Regions from separate parts of the Homo sapiens genome. Here region 1 is linked to region 2. A link is a contact called in ENCODE Hi-C or POLR2A ChIA-PET data. All regions are on one chromosome and are shown on one strand. The core of a region is the stretch at or near the end of the contact, and the rest is flanking DNA. Distances in the headings are between cores, read along the strand shown.

The links. Hi-C counts contacts between places; a loop is a spot of excess contacts on that map. ChIA-PET counts read pairs that join two places held with the same protein, here RNA polymerase II (POLR2A). Pooled maps may share reads with other maps.
Region 1: a loop to region 2 is called in a map of ascending aorta, with 3 times the contacts of the local background. The contact joins the promoter of HEPH here to the enhancer-like site in region 2. A Hi-C loop is called at or near these places in 1 of 168 maps with a recorded cell type or tissue (ascending aorta) and 9 of 50 pooled maps. POLR2A ChIA-PET finds 5 or more read pairs at or near these places in 1 of 52 experiments (MCF 10A).

Annotation. Positions count from the first base shown.
Region 1 is chrX:66,159,987-66,167,121 of GRCh38, forward strand. HEPH (hephaestin) reads left to right here and starts at 4,261. Exons shown (of 21, transcript NM_001367233.3): 1 at 4,261-4,484.
Region 2 is chrX:65,592,898-65,600,487 of GRCh38, forward strand. It overlaps a transcript of MSN not described here. Among named protein-coding and RNA genes, the nearest start is that of LAS1L, 62 kb to the left of the region's middle. Within about 2 kb of position 3,559, at least 20 of the 41 ENCODE cell types and tissues checked have a DNase peak (open chromatin) inside an H3K27ac peak, as active enhancers do; they include ascending aorta, where a contact is called at or near this core.

The DNA of each region.
Region 1 (7,135 bases), core at 3,011-5,510, 570 kb after region 2:
GATGCCATGTATAGAGCTGCTCCAGGCAGGCAACAGAGAGGAAAGCATGTTAATTGCACAGGGAGAGGAGAGGAAGCTTCACCCAGGCAAGCAGAAAGATTCTTGGGCAAAGGGAGTGGGGAAATAGGTGTTGGGAGGACTCTCAGGGAGACGCCACATGAATGAGGTACCAGGAAGCTGAATAAAATATATTTTTGACCTAGGGCCAAAGAGTGAATACTCAAAGACCAGGTGAGTCTGGAGCTAAAGAATCAGTCTGCAGATGCAAGTAAGCTGGTGGTGGTGGGAGGTTGGGGGGTGAGCTTCAGAGCAAGCATCCCTTACAGCAGTGGTCCTCAAACCAGCAGTGGTCCTCAAACCAGCAGCAGCAGCATCCCCTGGGAACTTGCCAGAAATGCAAGTTCCTGGGCCTCACCCAAGACTTACTGAAGCAAAAACTCAATGCCTTAACAAATCCTATAAGGGATTCTGGTACATGTTCAAGTTTGAGGCCTACAGCCTTGGAGGACTAGGGAAAGCAGCAAGTGGAGTTCAAGAGCCAGAGTACAAGAACCAAACAGTGTACCCAGAGCAAGCCTAGGGCTGTCACACATCACAGCAATGCAGAGCAACCTTTCCAAAGCATAACAGAGTCTGCTGGTCAGAAGTGGTGGTGGGGAGTGGCTTCAGAGATGTGGTTTCTGGGGGACAACCCCCTCTTCCCTGCACCCCTCCACCTTTCCCCAGAGGTCTTCTTTTTAAGAAACTGCTAAGGGCAAGCTCATCAGAGGATCCTGAGGTAAAGGGGTTAGACTGTCTGTGCCAAGGCACTGCCCATGGCTTTTAATTTTCTCCTGGTACCTGATACTGTCACAAAATTTAACTGTGGAAAATATAGGAAGGAAAACAACATTTACTGGGGGTCTGAACATGCTGAGCACTGTGCTAAGGGTTCACACAAATGCCAGCTGATTTAATCCTCACAATATTTCAGTCATGGAAGTGTTATTATTCCTGTTCTGCAGATGAGGGACCAGAGGCTCGAAAAAGTTAAGTGATTTGCCCGAGGTCACATAGCTCAGAAAAAGGCAGCCAAGATACAATCCTTAGTCTTTCTGACTCCAAATGCCATGCTTCTCACCCTAGACCATGTTGACTCTAATGTGAAGGTCCCTGGGGTCCTCTCCTCTTTGTAGCCACCCCAGGGCCATGTGTTATTGATGGCCCATAGATGAGTAACCTGGAAATATTGGTTGAATGAATAAACGAAAAGATGTTCTAGTGACAGAGTTTAACACATGAAGGACCCTTAAGGATATTCTGGTCTTACGGTTTTCCAATCTGTTTTTAGTGTCCTAGACATTTCTTACTGGTGCTCCAGACACAATCACATTGTCTAGGAAACCAGTCATACCCAGTGGACAGGTTCCTCTGTCTCTTCACCCTTGCCCATTTCTATCTCCTTCCCTGCCTTACCTAGAACAAATCACTTTCATCTTCCATAAGTAGTGGGTGTTTACTAAGATTCTGTTTGGGGAAAGGGTTCTGCTGCCAAAATTAATTTTGAGAAACCCAAATCTAGACCACCTTTTTCATGTTATAGGTGAAGAAACTGAGTGATAGAAAGGCAAAAAGACTTGTCCAGGGTCACTGTGTGCTCTTTAGTAGCATAACTAGAATGTGAAGCCAGGATTCTTGAAACATTCTTCTTTTTTGACACAAGTTAATACAGTTTGTGTCCTAACGAGGAAATAATTATTTAGATTTCAACAATTATTTAGAATTGAAAAATTAAAAATTATAACTCTAATTTTTGCCTTTACTATGTTCCAGTTATTGTGCTAAATAGTTAATACGTATAGCCTTATTTAAGTTCTTATAACAGTCTTATAAAATAGGTAATATTATTATCTCCATTTGAAAACTGAGGTTTAGGGGGATTAAATTACTTTAATCATAGAATCAGGAAATGGCAGAGTTGGGATTTCAGTTCAGAATATCTGATTTCAGTTTTCATGCTCTTAACAGTGATGCCATATTGCAAATGTCTATATTGAAAAAAAAGTCTATTTAGCCTGCTGCTTGTTTTGTAAATTAATTTTTATTGGCACAATGATATACCTTGAGAGCTACAAAGACAAATTTGTGTAGTTATGGCAAACAGAAACTGTATGCTCTGGAAATAAATGATTTAGTAGCTAGCCCTTTATAGAAAAAATCTGCCAACCTCTGGTCTGTAGACACCAACTTTAAAATGTTTTTCAAGTGACCTCCAGGAGAAGGAACCAGAAATGTACCCCGGATTTGCAGAAAAGGTGGGTGCTGTTTGTACTCTCAGTGAAATTGGTGAATGAATAATACAAACCTGGAAACCTGGCCTACCTGGCCTCCTGCAGTCTTCACTGTGTTGATTCAAGTCTATTATGACCTGTTCTTGTTGTCTTTCATGAGTCAGAGCAGAGGCCTTATCCCTTCCCCTCCCTGTCATAAATGCCTTAGAGCTTGGACTTGGATCTCAGCTTAATCAGTTTTGTCTCCACTTCCCCTTTCTTGCTTCAAGGTTCACATGTGTGCGAGGCAGATAATTCTAGGGGCTGCCATGGCTTGGCTAAGCTTCCCTTGACCACTGAGCATTTCTAAGGGAGTTGAGGCTGGTGGCTCCTCCTTCCTTCCTACTGGTGCTTCCACCTGCCTTGGTCTGAGTTGCAGTCCATGGGGCAGCGCCTAAGTGTCTGAGCACACTTAAGAATCTCTAGTGGTTTATGACCCAGACTTTGCCCTACCACCTCAGTCTTCTGAATGTTCTCTTCCCTGGACCCTGCTCCAGACACTTTAAATTCAGAAGAGGAAAATGTGCCCAGCCTGCCTGGAGAAAAGTGTCTGCTCCTAGCCAAGATCTCCTCATCACAAAGTAAGAATATCAGGTGGTGGAACCCCCATCATACCTGTCCCCTTCCTATACCTGGGTCTGTTGGGTAGATGCAGTCCTTTTTAGAGAGGCATAGTATTCTCAGACCTGTCGCCACAAATTGCTCCCCACTCATTCTTTCCCTATACTTTGTGTCTTTGAAACCTCTTTATCTTCTATGTTTAATATCTAGACTATACTTTCTTCATGGAATTCTAGATGTGTAAATTTACAGGGCTGGGAGGGTCCATATCTAGTTTAAGACCCTCATTGTAGAAATAGAAAGAGGCCCAGAGAAGAGAAGGGAGTGGGCCAAATCCACAAAATCCACATAGCTGATTACTCCTAGAGCAAGTGGGGCGAGAACCTTGGTCACTTGACTCAGGACAGTGACTTTTCACTCTTCTCTCTTTCCACCAGGAATGGGAATGACCTTTGACTTTAAACAAATCCAGACTCCAGTTTTACCCTGAATTGTTGGGGGAACATTTTGTTTTTTTTTTCTTTTTAGTATTTTCAATTCTTCCATGTCTTAGTTTTTAGGGTGTTGACCTGTGTTAATCCAGGCTATCTTCTAGCTATATCTGGTTTCCTCAGGTGGAAAATGTTAAATATAGTTAATATAAAATTTCACTCTAGAATCTGCTAGAAATGACGGAGGCAAAGTTAATGTATATATAAAAAAATCCACCAGTGACTGGTGGCCAGTAGGCTTTCAATAATTGTGAAGTCCCTTCTACCCCCTTGAAAGTACTGTGTTTCTCCCCTAAGCAGCACATTGTGTGTGGTGGTTTCATGGTTAAAAGTTTAGACAGACCCAGCAAATCTCTCTTCTCTTTTACTTCCTAAGTGTGTGACCTTGGACAAGTTACCTTCCCTCTCAGAGCTGAATTTTCCTCAGTTGTAAAATAGAGAGAATTAGAGTATTCATCTCACAGGATAATTGTGAGACTTAAATAAGAGAATGCATGTAAAATGGTTAACATAGGGCTTAGAATGTAGAAAAAAAGTCCTTTGTTTTATTGCCAATTTTATTTTTACTTATGACTAAGCAGCCATGACCTCAGAATAATAGTCAGGGCTGACAATTGTGCTTCAGAGCAAGAAGGGGAAGAGGTGGTGAGATGGAGGCTCTTTCAATTTCTACCTCATTTCTTAAATGGAGCTGTTGAAATCTACCCATGAGCTTTGGCTGGCCACACTGACAGTGTTCTCCTCTCAGCAAAGACCAATTAGCAAGTCCTGATAACAGAAGTACAACCCACCCCCTTGTAATTCCTCCTGAGATCCTAACCAGGATTTGTAAAACACCCGGATATGGGTAAAGAACCATCCCGGGTTTTGTATCAAACCAGGCCCCAGAGGAACAGGACATTCCAGTAGTTTTGTTTCTGGAAAAGAGGGCACCCAGCCCTTCCCCCTCCCTCATCCTCCCATCCCAGTAAACCCTGCCAAATTGGAATCCTGGACTTAATTTAGGAGAAAGGCCCTGTAACCAAGATACTGACTGAACATGGCTGGCGGACTCAGGCTGGGGTCTGCAGTGCAGCATTAATGGGCCGCTGACATGAATATGGAGTAGTTTTCTCTAGCAAAGGTAAGCTTTCTTTTCTCTCTTTTCAAACTCTACCTCACCTGCCTTCCTGTGCAAAAACGTTTATTTAGCTGGGTTTAAGGGAGTCCTGGCCACTAGGAGAAAAAGTCAGTGGCCAAAAAGTTGGAGGAGGTTTGGCTGATGTGCAGGAAAGTTAAAGGAGACAATAGGCTCCTTTTGTTCCTCTCGCCAAAATAGCCAGGACTACACTGGCTTGTCTGTTTCAGGGCCAATCCTGGAGCCATACAGAATAGTTCATTTTCCTGTCGAAATAGCTTGCTCATCTTCTGTTTCACAGGTTGAGGAATTTATTGAGGTGATGGATCTGAGGATTATGTAAGTGGGAACTCAGTTACTTAAAAATAACCATGTTTGGTTTCATATTTTGAGACCAGATTGGCACAGAGTAAGCCAATAAATGATAGCTTAACTAAGCTAAACATCTGAATTTGAGTAGTCTTAGTTTCTACATAGCAAAAATCTTTTAGAAATCATTGGTTCAAATTCTGGCTATTTTTAACAACTGGCTGCGTGACTTTGAGCAAATCCTTGCACCTCTCTGGTATCAGTTTTTTATACATCAAATGAGGGTGATTGAAAAAGATGGTTTCTAAAGGTTTCATGCATGTGTGAATCTATAACACGTTCAGTTTTTCATTACTCAGCATCTATTATATGACAAGCAATCCTTTTGCTAGGGACTCAAATATCCATGGTTTTATTTGGGCCTCAAGACAATCCTGTGAAAAAAATATCATCCCATTTTTTGGATGAGATGACTAAGGCTAAAATAATTTATTGAAAGGTCACATAGCTATCACAGACAAGAGATAGGATTTGAATCAAGGTCTTTAACTTCAAATCGGTATGTTTTCTATCACAGAGTTAAGAAAGCAGAGGACCAAAAGGTGAATTTTGATGGAGGGTTTATTAGGAAGGCTGCTGAGAGATTGAAGACAGGGCCCCAAAGATGGCTCAGCATTCCTTTATTCAGTTGAGTAATCCTTTGTTTAGGATGAGCCTGTCTAGCCCAAAGTAGTATAACTGAGAAAGGGAGATGGAGGGAGAGAAAAGAGCATTGTCGCAATAAAGGAACAGTTTGCAAATTCTAGGGAACACAGCAATGCAAATTGTTATGAATAATAGGGACCAGACCCAGGTGACACTGGGATGGCAGGAAGGTAAGGTAAAGGTAAGGGAGGCTTAACTTTATATTGGCTGATCTTCTCTCCAGGTTGGCACAAGGTTTCAGTATATCTTAACTAAACTATCCAAATAGCCTAGAATTTTTCTTTCTTTTTTCCTTCCTTTGAGTGCCTATTCCTTCTGCCTTCCTTTTTATTTTGTATTTTTTACTTTTTTCCAGGATTCTTTCTCAACTTACTTATTTCATTTCTCCTTTTATTTCTTCCTGTTCTTTTTCCTCATCAGTCTGGTTCTTCTCTATGGGCTTAGCTGAGAAAAAAAATATCCTTGCCCAAGTGAAAAGCTTACACAGGGCTTTCACATCTTTCATATTATTTGACCTTTATTACAAACTAATGAGGGGCCCAAAGTAGAGACAATCCTCATTTAAGACATGAGGAAACTGAGGCTCAGGAAGTTAGGGACTTGTTCAAGGTTATATAACCAATAAATGATGAATCCAGAGCTAGAACTTACTATTTTCTGGTGCCTGAACGCTTTCCACTGTACCATGAAATATCTAAGTGGTTATATTTTATTTTATTTATTTATTTTTTGAGACCCGTGTTTCACTCTTGTTGCCCAGGCTGGAGTGCAATGGTGCGATTTCGGCTCACCACAACCTCCGCCTCCCAGGTTCAAGCGATTCTCCTGCCTCAGCCTCCCGAGTAGCTGGGATTACAGGCATGCACCACCATGCCCAGCTAATTTTTTGTATTTTTAATAGAGATAGGGTTTCTCCATATTGGTCAGGCTGGTCTTGAACTCCCGATCTCAGGTGATCCACCCACCTCGGCCTCCCAAAGTGCTGGCATTACAGGCGTGAGCCACTGTGCCTGGCCTAACATCTAAGTGGTTATAAAGGATTTTATGGGTTTTTCATTTTTTCTGCTCTTTTAGTATATGATAAAACCAAATTAAACAGCAGCAATAACAATGACAAATTCAAATTTGAGGAGGATAGAAAGGATGTCAATAATTAGAAGGAAGAAAAATACTTATCAGGTGCCTACTAAGTCCCAGCTGCTGCAAAAATTTATCTTATTTAGATATAGAGTAAAACAGTACTTAAACCTAAGTTTGTCTGACTCAAAAGTTCTAGTTCTTTACATTATACCATGTTGTTTCCAAGAAGAGAGTTCAGCTTGGGCTGTGTGCATTTTCATACCTATGTTTATATTCCTGTATGCTTAGAATGTGTTACCATATATGGGAATTTATGAGTGTGCACATATTTATTGCTATTCATAAAATGGAAAATCTTTATGGCCCTGGCAAGTTTCATTTCCAAACTATTTCCTTACTTGCAATAGTAATAGCCACTAATACCTTTTGATCACTTACATGTGCCCTTAAAGTACTTACAGATCTTAATTAAGTTAATCCCCACAAAACTCTATGAGGTAGCTAATAGTATTAATACCATTTGAAAAATAAAGACACTGTGGCTAAATAAATGAAGAAGTTTC
Region 2 (7,590 bases), core at 2,309-4,808:
AGGTATGATGGTGCACGCCTGTAATCCCAGCTACTCAGGAGGCAGAGGCAGGAGAATCGCTTGAACCCAGGAGAAGGAGGTTGCAATGAGCCTAGATCACGTCACTGCACTCTAGCCTGGGAGACAGAGAGGGACTCCATCTCAAACCAAGACCAATTTTGATTTTGCTTATTTATTAATTCTTTATTATTTTTTCCAAACACTTTTTAGTACCTACAATGGGGCTACCCCAATCCCCGCTGCTACCTTCCCACCTCTTCTACTTTTTTTTTTTTTTAACTACCTGCATGTTTTTTCCTCCCTCCTTTTCCTGTGGTGCTTCCCACCATACACATCTTTTGGAAATGGCTTCCAGGAGGAAGAGAAGGGACCATCTCAGGTATGACTTCAAATCAAGCCACTGGGTTGTCTGAGAAGTACCCCAAGCAACTAGTCTGGACTGGGAGGTTGAATTGAGTCCTTGCTGTTGCTGAAGCTGTGAGAATAATTCTGTTTAAAAAACTTTTAAATAAAATATCCTTCAAAATATCCTTCAAAGTCTCCGTCCCAGGGTCTGTTTGTGGTTTTTCTGGGAGAGGCTTGTGGGAATCAGCAGTTGTGGGGTGGTGCAATAAACTAATGACAAGACCTTATAGACAAATTATTTTATTTTATTATTTTTTTGAGAGGGAGTCTTGCTCTGTCACCCAGGCTGGAGTGCAATGGCATGATCTCAGCTCACTGCAACCTCTGCCTCCCAGGTTCAAGCGACTCTCCTGCCTCAGCCTTCTGAGTAGCTCGGATTACAGGCGCATGCCACCACTCCCGGCTAATTTTTGTATTTTTAGTAGAGACAGGGTTTCACCATGTTGCGCAGGCTGGTCTTGGACTCCTGACCTCAGGTGATCCACCTGCCTCAGCCTCCCAAAGTGCTGGGATTACAGGCATGAGCCACTGCACCCGGCAGGCAAATTATTTGGTAGGGTAAAAAGCAGTTTGTTATCTTCATTGAGTCTGTTCCTCACAATAAACTATTATCACTCACAGACACCTTGATTGGGAGAGAAAAACTTTTTGTTTGTGTTGGGACCAGGTTGAGGAAGGGAAGGAGACAGGTCTAGGAGTTGCTGGTGGAAACTGTGGGTACTTATCAGGTGGGAGGTTGTAGGCAGAGAGGTTTCCGTTTAAGGAACACTGAGAGAGGATCAGAATTATGGCAAAACATCAAAGACAATCTCGACCTTCTCATTGCCTAGAAGTGAAAGGTGTTGGAGCAATTTGCAGCTTTCAGAGACCATTCTAGTCCACCGCCCTTAATTTAGAGTTGGGAAAAAATGAAGTTTAGAGAAGCGGGGGAATTTCCCTAAGGGCACAAAGGCAAGTAGTGGCAGAACTGGGAGTTCTGTCACCTCAGAGCAATACTGTATCAATCTTTGTCAACTCATTAGCATCAGAGGTGGGTTGTTAGAATTTCCAAATAAAAGTAGAGAAGACTGTACCCTGTTCTAGGCAGCAGCAATGGTGGTAGTGGCATGAGGGGATGGTGGTGGGATGAAGTGGTGGGGGTGGGACTAGGATGTAATGGAAAGCCTTGGAAGCTTGAATGAGTAGGCTTGGATATTAGGGTTGAAAGGACCTTTGGGAATTGGTGGCCCCTACTTGGGTAGGGGCAGAGAAGCATAGAATACCACAGAACATTATAAAAATAACCAGATAGAATGTCAGGGCTGGGAGAAACCTGGAACCTCATCAAGTCCAGCTCACTCCTGTTTCAGGTGGGGAAACTGAGATCCAGAGAGAGGCTGAAAACTTGACCTGGTTTCTACAGTGAATCAGGAGAGAAGTAGGGCTGCAACCATCCCTGTCACACAACAAGAAACACTGGCTGCCTTTGTTGTTTCCCTTGCATCTGAGTTGGATGATCAGACTTTTTAACCAAGAAAGAGAGATGAGGGAGGGGAGCCCAGTGTTTCATGGCCTGCCTAGAGCTACTTATATAATTAAACATTATAGAATGACAGCATGAAAGCCTTAGTATGCACCTGTTTCTGTAACATAACCCTATATCTGAACCCACCCTACACCTCCAGCATGTAATGCCCTGCAATACTGAGTCCAAGAAGCCCCTCAAATTTAGTGATACCTCAAGACTGAGACCACAAATCCTGTAGACAGTAGGGCCTTCCCTGAATACCAAGCACTCCCTAGTCTTTCTCATGATTAGGTTCTCACTCTCACACTAAGGTCACTCCTTTTTTCTGCCCAGGCATACATTTTATCTTCTCTGAGGAGGGAAGGGAGTAGATGGGGATGCTGAAAAGCACTTTAATTTGAGCAGTTCTTGCCATATCTTTGCCCCTCATGTGAAAACTTCTCAGCCATGGAACTAACTTGTTCCCATACCCACTCTCATAGCACAGTCACCCTCCACCCCCATTCATCCACACCCCTGACATTTACTCACTTCGCCCATGGCAGAGACCGTACTGGCCATGCTCTCTGCACAGCCCTGGAAAGCCTCTTGTTTCTAGTCACTAGGAGAGAAGGTCCAGTCTCCCAGCACACACTTCTTATCTGGATGTCTCTCATTGTGAGGGACTGGGAGGTCTGTAGGCCTACCTCAGCCTGATTCTGGCCCTATCTAGTGAAGCACTCAGTGATCTCTTGCGCCCCCCTCTGGCCTCAGTTCTTTAGCGGTTGCTACAGCAAGTGGTCTAGTTGGGCCTGCACTTCCAAGTCAGACCCATAGAGGGCAACCACTTGCCAGTTTATGAGAAATCACTCTGGGTGTGGCCTCTCCCTTTGTTCACTTCCTTTTCAGTGCTTGTAAAATTCTAGAACCACAGGCTGTCAGAATCAGAGGGTGTGTTTAGATAACTTATATTTGAATATCCTCATGATAAAGATAGAGAAACAGGCCCAGAGAAGAGATGAGACCAGTCTAAACTCAGACAGTGATTCACTCTGTGGCAGTTAGGGCTAGAATCCACGTTTCCTGAATGCCAGTTCAGAACTTTTGAAACACACGGCCAAGCATCTAACCCAAATGCCTCATTTTATAGTTGTGAAAACTGAGGCCCCGGAAAGAAGTTGACTAAGGTTGTACAGTCGTTGTGATAGAGCTAGGACTCAAACCCAGGTCTTCTGAATCCCAGTCCAGATTCAGAAACATAATGTTAGGCATCTAGTTCATCCTGTTGGTTTTTTTTTTTCTTTATAGATGAAAAGAGTTCAGAGAGGGAATCTAATTTACCTGAAGCCACAGAGTAAATTAGTGAAAATCAGAACCGGAGCCCAAGGCTGGCTGTAGAACTGGGACTGAATGGAAACTGGGGACTCTGACTTCTAGTCTCCAAGAAACCTCAATAACTTAGGGACCCCAGTGTCTTGGAATTAAATAACAGAGGTAGGGATGCAGTCCTTGCTTAAGCTGACTATGAATGAATCCCCAGGAGGCTGGAATCTGGGGCATAGTGTGTACGTGTGTGTGTTTGGGAGGGAGGGAGTCTGCTCTGGTCCCCTCCAAAAAACTCTTAAGAAAAGACTCACCTCATTTCTCCCCTTTCAAGGCCTCTGGCTTTGAGAGTGAGAAGATGACTCACTCATTGCCCACAGTTGCCGCTGAGAACATAATTGCTAGCTGGGACATCACCACAGCATCCAGCCATCACATTTGCAGAGTAGTGTCTTGTTTTGTCAAAGCTCTTTCCTATTTTTCTTTTTCTTTTTTTTTTTTTATTTCAGCTTCCTCAAGCTCCAGGGAGCCAGATGAGGCAGATACCATTACCTCTTCTTTTATAAAGAAGAAACTCATTTATGGAGGGGTGGGGGGAATGAGGGGGGACCTGAACTGGTGTTGGACTGACTGAGACTAAATCCCCAGTCCTCTGATTTCCAGCTTTCTGGAGTGTCTGCATAAATACCCAGAGTCCCAGAGGAGACAGCAGTGTCCCTCAAATGCCTGATGACAGCTCCTCCCTCATTTATTAATCACTGAGCTGGGGCCAGATACTGTACTGGGCTTTCATTGGAGACAAAGGTGACAGAAACCCTGCCTTTAAGTGTTCACAATCTGGATATTGATTAAGTCACCACTCTGCCCATTTCAATCCTCAGCTTTCTCTTCTTCTACTAGAAAAATAACTCCAACAGTGCTTTATTTTATTTTATTTATTTCTTATACATTTATTTGAGACAGAGTCTCATTCTGTTCCCCAGGCTACAGTGCAGAACTTGGTCACAGCTCACTGAAGCCTCAACCTCCTGGGCTCAAGTGATCCTCTCACTTTAGCCTCTTCTGAGTAGCTAGGACCACCATGCTTGGCTTTTCTTTTCTTTCTTTCTTTTTTTTTTTTTGAGACAGCATCCCACTATGTTGCCCAGCCTGGTCTCAAACTCCAGGACTCCAGTGATCCTCCCACCTCGGCCTCCCAAAGCACTGGGATTACAGATGTGAGCCACCTGGCCCAGCCTTGTTTTATTATTTTTGAGACAGGGTCTGGCCCTATAGTCCAAGCTGGAGTCCAGTGGTGTGATCACAGTTCACTGCAGCCTCAACCTCCTGAGCTCTGGTGATTCTCCCACCTCGCCCTCCCTAGTAGCTGGGACCACAGGCATGCAACACCATGCCCAGCTAATTTTTAATTTTTTTTGTAGAGATGGGGTTTTGCTATGTGGCCTAGACTGGTCTTAAACTCCTAGGCTCAAGCGATCTTCCTACCTCGGCCTCCCAAAGTGTTGGGATTACAGGTGTGAGCCACCATGCCCAGTCCAATAGTGCTTTTTGGCTGGAGACATTGAATCAATTTTATAACCTTTTCAGAGATTGATTAGGAGTCAGAACACTAACATTCTAGTTCCAGTTCTGTTACTTCACTGTGTAATAGTGAGCTAGTCCTTTCCTATGCATGGGCTTCAGTTTTCACATCTGCAAAATGATTTTGTGGGATGGGGTCAGAAGACAGTAGGAATATAGTTTCTAAGAACTTCTGGCTCAGATCATTTAGGAGATGAAGACACTTTGTAATCTGTGGGCAGTGTTGTTTCTTTGGGTAAAAGGCTGGAGGGTAGGAGCCCGCTGGGCCTGTTATGAGACCTTTCATCCTGCTGTCTTCCTCCTTAACTTTGTGAGGTACCCTTCCCAAGGAGCAGGGAACTTGGGCTTTCTGAAAACCTCAGAGGGACCCCATTTCTACCTCTCCTTACCAGCAACACTCAGGAAGCACCAGAACTATTTTGGATTGGAAGTTATTTAGCCAGATTCTGAGGTTGAAGTTCATGAAACAGAGACAGAATCAGAGAAGGAGAAGAGAGAGGCATAAAGGAAGAGGCAAAGAGACAGAGAAAAGAAAGAAAGAGGTGGGGTCGGGGGGAAGAGGGAAAGACTAAAGAGGAAAAAATGGAGGAGAGATAAAAATAGAGAGCAGGAATTAGAGACAGACAGAAACAGACAGAGACAGGAAGAAAAAGAAAGAAACACAGAGAGAGAAACAGAAGAGAGAAAGAAACAGAGAAGGGAAGAGGAGAGAGGAGAGAAAAACAGGGGAAAAGAGACAGAAACAAGGAAAGACAGAGAGAGAGAAAAAATATGAATGAATATGATAATATGATAGTGGACATACCTAGTCCCAGGCAGCCGCATGAGAGAAGTTGCATAAAATCCTACGTCTTGAATAGGATCTAGAAGTGAAAGAACCCTTGAAAAAATCGAGGCCAGAGAGCAATTGAGCTTTGTTCATAGTCACACAGCAAGCTGGTGGAAGTGCCAGGACTCAAACCCAAGACTAGGATAGAGTAGTTCAAAACAGACTGGCCTGAGAGTCTAGAGGTCTTGAGGTTTGTCAGTCTGTCTTTGAGGGACTGCGGGCAATGTAATAACACAGGAAGAGTGCCAGCACATTGTCTGCTGCAGAAGAGGCACTGGCATCAGGGAGTTTTGCCCTCTTCCCCCATCAGCTTTCCTCTGAGGACGAAGACATACAACATACATGCATGCCTATTAAGGCTGACTAGGGTAAGTTTGGTTCTATTACACAGCACTTTTGGGAGATTAGAGGCAGACTTCATGGAGGAGGTGACTTGTGGGTCAGGGCTTGAAGGATGAAAACAACAACCAAAATTTTAGTTGCGGCTGGGCATGCTGGCTCACGCCGGTAATCCCGGCACTTTGGGAGGCTGAGGAGGGTGGATTACCTGAGGTCAGGAATTCGAGACCAGCCTAGCCAACATGGTGAAAACTGTGTCTACTAAAAATTAAAAAAAAAAAAAAATTAACTGGGGATGGTAACACGAGCCTGTAGTCCCAGCTACTGGGAAGGCTGAGGCAGAAGAATCACTTGAACCTGGGAGGCAGAGGTTGCAGTGAGCCGGGATTGCACCATTGCATTACAGCCTAGGAAACAAGAGCAAAACTCCGTCTCAAAAAAAAAAATAATAATTTCAAAGATGCACTTATTCTTTAAAAAAATTCAAAGTAAGGCTGGGTGCAGTGGCTCACGCCCATAATCCCAGCACTTTGGGAGGCTGAGGCGGGCAGATCATGAGGTCAAGAGATCGAGACCATCCTGGCCAACATGGTGAAACCTCATCTCTACTAAAAATACAAAAATTAGCTGGGCGTAGTGGCATGTGCCTGTAGTCCCAACTACTCGGTAGGCTGAGGCAGGAGAATCACTTGAACCCGTAAGGCGGAGGTTGCAGTGAGCCGAGATAGCGCCATGACACTCCATTGTGGGTGACAGAGCGAGACTCCATCTTAAAAAATAATATTCAAAGTAGGTAGGATTTTGATAGGTGCAGAACTGGGTGGTTCTAGTTCAAGGGAATAGCACAAGGGGTAGGAGTGCTTGAAGAGGACATGAATAGGCAGCTAAGCAAGGTGTCATCTGCCTTCTGGAGGGCAGAGGGCATGAAAAAGGGGTCCCAGATTTTGGTCACCCCATGAATGACAGGTGTCTGGGTTGGCTTGTGATGACAGTGAGGAGGAAAGGGAGGCTTTTGAGAAGGGATGCAGTAAGAACAGGGTTGAGTTCTATGAAGATTCCCTCTGGCAGGCAGCCCTATGGAGGATGGATTGGAGAAAAGATACTGACATCAGGGAGCCGTGACAGATCTTTGCTGTTGTCCAGGTGACAGATAGGTAATAAGAATCTGATGTGGTGTGGTGGGGGTGGGTATAGATGCAGTGGTTTTGGGGGTGGCTTTCTAAGTTTCCTTTAGAGAAAACATAGGATCTGAATTTGGACCATTGTTGGGGGACTAAGGAGAGAGATGAGCAGAGGGCCAAAAAGCAGCCACCCAAAATTCCAGACAGGTAGCTGTCTTTTCCTAGCTTATGATTGGAGTGTGTGTGTCTTTTTAAAAATTTCTGTTGGCTGCTCTGAGAGTTTGTGTGTCTCCCAATGTTCGTGAGCAACCTCCTGCATATGCATCTGTGTATGGATGTGCGTCTCCAGGCGTCTAAATGCGTCTGTACCTTCCTCTGTGCGTGTTTCACCTAATCCATGCTGTGGTTAAACTGATCGGCTAAAGGAATGACTTCACATTGCTTCATGCATCTTAAAGTGCAGGAATAAGCATCTTTGCTCCCAAACGTGCTTCTAAATTGTGTTT